Linked DNA regions of Homo sapiens: region 2 is linked to region 1. Evidence: chromatin loops called from intact Hi-C (ENCODE). Cell type or tissue: MCF 10A. All regions are shown on one strand.

Region 1 (2,500 bases):
AGGTGATTTTTTATTAGAAACATTTTGTTCAAAATTCAGTGGAGACTCTCTCATCCTTAAAAGATCTTAAACTCAATAAAGTACTAGTTGAAATATTCAGACATCATTCCAAAGAGAAATTTTATTTCTTTAGCTTTTCTTAAAGTGGAATTTTGTTGCATATAATTGGGCTACTACTAATCATGTGTTTTAGTCCATTTTATTTGTTGATTGATGTGGTAGGCAGAATTCTAAAATGGCCCCTAAAATTTCCTGCCCTTCTGGTATATGTGCCCTACAGTAATTAACTGGAGCTGTGAATTTGATGGTTTTTACTCCTGTGATTAGGTTATGTGAATATGGCACAGACAACCTTGAGACAGGAGATTATCCAGGTACGCCTTAACTAAATATATGAGCTCTTTAAATATCGAACTTTTTTCCAGCTGGTTGCAGAAGAGAAAGTAAAAGAGTCAAAGACTGAAAAGGCTTTGTGAGGACTAGGATGCCAAGGGCGGGAGCCTGAGTCTGTTTTATCTTGGCGAAGGCTTCCCTCATTTCTGGGGTCCACGCCATTGACTCATTTCCTGGCTCCCTTGTTGTTTAATAAAGAGGTTTTGCTATGAGCCCAAAATTTGGTACCCATATTCTACAGAACCTAGCCACTTCCAGAAAGGAACAAAACTGTTGCTTGGGGGTGGGGGGTCCCAAACCACATACAGCTTGCACCCGTTCTGGGGATACCTGCCAGTCTCTGGGATTTGGGGAATTTGATATTCCCCAAATATTGAACCCATTGGGGTGCAATTTGAGCCTTCTTTTTGAACACTTTGTATCCCTGATTGGCCAAAAAATTCAAGGTCCTTATAGTATTTTTATCAGATATCTCCTGGGTTGGGCTACACACAAGAAGGTCATCTACATACTGGAGTATACTCTTGTTTTTCTAACTGAAGATCCTTCAGATCCCTTTTTAAGGCCTGGGGGAAAAAAAATCGGGGCTGTCCTGAAATATCTGTGGGAGTACTGTCCAGTGTATTGTTCTTTTTCTTTCTCTGCCATTAGAATATTCCCATTCAAATGCAAAAAGATATTGAGACTCTAGTGCCAGAGGAATGCAGAAAAAGACATTCTTTAAGACTGAAAACAATTCTGTGTTCCCAGCACCTGAGTCAAAAGAATATGCAAGTCTGCCACCAATGGGTGGACAGAGATCACTGCTTTATTAATTATCCTGAGATCCTGTACCATACAGTATTCTCCTGAAGGTTTCAAAAACGGGCAGAATAGGGGTATTGCAGGGAGAATTACAGGGTTTTAGAAGTCCATGGGCAAGCAACTCCTTAACTATTTATGCTAGGCCCTTTCTTGCTTCCAGCTTAATTGGGTATTGTTTTTAGTTTGGAAAATGATTGGGGTCTTTGAGTTGTATTTTGACTGGCACTACTGTCCTAGGCCCTTCCAGGCCTCCTAGTATACCATGCTAGTGGGTTGACCCATTTGTTGACATGGCCTGGAACACTGTTTGCATCACTGACCATTAGCAATCTTGCCAGGTTGTGCTTAAATTTTAGCAGTGCCCCTATTTTAACCATAATATCCCTTCCCAACAGGGGGACTGGTCAGCTTGGTACTGTTAGAAACTCCTGCTGCAAAATTTGTTTTTCAAATTGGCAAATTAAATGTGGGATGAAATGCCTGATTTTATTTTTCTCTTCCATTCCTAAAATAGTTGTGGTCCTAGTGGAAGATTTTCCTGCATACGCAGTAAGGAGAGGGTAACTTGCCCCTGTATTAAAAAGAAACTGAATTTGTGTACCCATCACATCAAGTTACCCGGGGCTCCTCAATAGTAATGATGATGTTCCTGGACAGGGGTGATGAGGAAAGCCCTAGGCCCCTTCAGTAGTCATCTACGTTCTCCTTTTGCACTATGAGAGTCTTGACTGAGCCCCTCAGTGGGAGTGGGGGTAGTCAATTATCCAGTGCTAGGGGTCATGACTGGTAGGAGCAAAGGCTCTTGCAGGGGCCTGGCAGGGGCTTAGTATAATCCTTTGCCTAATGTCTTTTTTTTTTCTTGCATTTAAAGCAAGAGCCTTTGCTGACATTTTTCTTATGGCCCTTTAGATGCTCTCTAGGCATTTCCAGTGATGGCTACCATAATTTTAGCTTGCTGTTTTTCTTTACGCTCTTCCCTTTTTCCCTGCTCCAGGTCAACATACCCTAAAGGTGGTATCAAGAAGCTGATTTGGGTTAGTTTGTGGTTCCATTTGCAATTTTTGGAGTTTGTGCCTGATGTCCAGGGCAGACTAGCTAATAAAATGCTGGACCATTAGCCTCATGCCCTCAGGAGAGGAAGGGTCTAAATTTGCATATTTTCTGAAGGCCTCTTCTAACCTGCTATAAAACATAGCTGAATTTTCTTCCTTCCCTTGTGTGACTTCCCTGACCTTATCATAATTTACACTCTTGGTTATCCCCTTTTTCATACCTCCAAGGAGTACCTCAAGAAATTTGTTTT
Region 2 (2,500 bases), 510 kb before region 1:
TATAAACATGTAGAAAAATGCCTGGAAGGATCTACAATTAACTATTTTCCTTCTGGCTTTGAAAAGAAGAAAGCTGTAATGAAGCAGTAGTCAAGTAAGATATTAACCTATTTATAATACTCAATATATTAATAAGATTGTTTTCACATATTTGTGTAAGTATACATTAATTTTAGAAATACAGAGATCTATATGGTTTAAGAGACAAATGTTTTGTAAGTATTAAGCCACAATTTATTTTTTCTGGACAAAATTTTTAACATTTCTGAATTTAAACATCTTTTTTTTAACAACAGGAAAGTAAAAGGTACATTTGTTTCATTGAGTCAGACAATGGAGGTGAAGCTGTTAAGAAAAAATAAACTCCATACAAGGTAAGTTATAATACTTCTATATTTTTGCTTGAACTTTGAGGAAAAAGTGAGACTAAATTATGTATATATTTACTATAATTATGTTATTTAGATAAGTATAAATGTCATCAATGCTTTCTCTTTAGAATATCTATTAACAAATAAATACTTTATTGCTTCAAATATATTTTTAATTCTTTTTTTGACTGCCATCTCATTACTATTAAATTTTAATACATGAGAACTTTGTAAAGGAGTTTGTGTCATCATTTCTTTTAGTTAATTCTATCATTGGAAATAGATTAAATAAAATTTGTCAACTAGAAATTATGAATATCACAAAATTGAATATTTTTGGAATAACTATTAAAATTATAAAGTTATTAGGAAATGTAAAATAGGGTTATATTTTTAATTCTAAAAGGAATTAAAATATTAATTTAAAATTAATGCAACTACTTATACATGTAATTAAGAAATACTGTAGTTATATTAAAGAACCATAGTATTTCTAATATTTTGAAAGGCATAACAGAAGTAAAGAAAAGAATTCATAATCCTTAATAGACCTCTGAAATTCTTTTTTCATTAATTACACTGTACCACAGCTATAATCTCAACTATCTTCAAGAACAGAAAAAGTTAAGTAAAAGAGCAAAGCATGCTGATGTAAAAGCAAATAACTATGCAAGCCTGCTGATGAACTAACTTGTAAAACTCCTCCTAATGTCAAGGAGAAAAGGGAGGAAGAAATAGCCTGACGCTGGTGAGCTGGAGGGCTCTCTTGGGCCAGTTGGATAGCATAGGCATTAGTCAGCTCCTAGTAATGGTTTTGCAAGTATGTTGACCATATTCCCAAACCTTCAGATAATTTACAAGAATACAGGCATCTGGGCCGGGCTCGGTGGCTCACGGCTGTAATCCCAGTACTTTGGGAGGCCGAGGTAGGCAGATCACCTGAGGTCAGGAGTTCAAGACCAGCCTGACCAACACGGAGAAACCCTATCTCTGCTAAAAATACAAAATTAGCTGGGCATGATGGTGCACGCCTGTAATCCCAGCTACTCAGGAGACTGAGGTAGGAGAATTGGTTGAAACTGGGAGGCAGAGGTTGCAATGATGAGCTGAGATCGCGCCATTGCACTCCAGCCCGGGCAGCAAGAGCGAAACTCTATCTCAGGAAAAAAAAAAAAAAAGAATACAGACATCTGTTTTTGTTTTGTTTTTAATTATTCACAAATTATCGTCAGTTAATGTTGTCTTAGTATTTCTAATGTAATGTGGGTCAAAATAGCACCTCCTCACCCCATATATTTGCTTTTATTTATATGATTATGATTTTCTTTGGATCTTGTGGTCAGTGGGTATGCTGATACACCCATTGCAGAGTTAATTTGGCACTGCTGGCACATAATATATAATTTAATGCATCCATGTATTTACTTACATTTTACTTTTACCCTGGAATTACCAGCTTCCTTGTGCCCAGTAAAGTCTCTAACAACAGTTACAGAAAGGCTTATTTTCCAGTTTCCCAGAGAAATGTCAATTTCTCCATGTTTTTTATTATCTTATAAACCCATTCTCTTCCTCTACATGTATCTAGGTTTCTATACTAAAAGCACCAAACATTCACCTTCATATTTTTAATAATTATATATCTGTTTTATCCACTAAATTGTGAGTTTCCTAAAAGTAGGTACATAAATTTTTCATTTTTGACCTTAGCCTAGGGTCTAAGGGTCTTGTATGAACAGACATTCAAAATTACTTATTGAATTGCATTGGTTTGAATTACAATACATATTAAAATTGATTTAATTTATATTTATGTATTTATCATATCCATAAACTTGCCCTGAACCTATCTACATGTGAAGCTATGTTATTGGTGCAGATGATACAAAAATATAACAAGTTCTCTGACATCCAAGGAGATTAACACTTAAGGAGATAGACATTGAGAAACATCAACAATGCATGTTTTAAATATACCAAAATGTAGAAATTGCAATAAATTATGTGCAGCTTTCTGTGGGAACATTTTAAACAAATGCTTAACATTTGTCAAGCACTTATTCTGACCTATGCACTGTCCTAGATTTATACTTATGCAAATAATCCTTGTAGCAACCCTATAAGGAAGA

The links. Peaks named below come from ENCODE experiments on the same cell type or tissue, not always from the same donor. Only the 100,000 strongest peaks of a DNase experiment are listed, where the experiment ranks them.
Region 2: it touches region 1 in a loop (2.9-fold over the local background); 2 of 110 quality-filtered maps call a loop at or near these places.

The regions. Positions count from the first base shown.
Region 1 is chr12:87,666,420-87,668,919 of GRCh38, forward strand. All of the region lies in intron 1 of LOC105369881 (a long non-coding RNA gene), which reads right to left. Among named protein-coding and RNA genes, the nearest start is that of LINC02258, 100 kb to the right of the region's middle. In MCF 10A, a CTCF peak has its summit at 1,168; a DNase peak (open chromatin) is centred at 1,162.
Region 2 is chr12:87,156,809-87,159,308 of GRCh38, forward strand. All of the region lies in intron 1 of LOC105369878 (a long non-coding RNA gene), which reads right to left. Among named protein-coding and RNA genes, the nearest start is that of MIR3059, 410 kb to the left of the region's middle. In MCF 10A, no CTCF peak of the experiment used is centred here; a DNase peak (open chromatin) is centred at 1,153.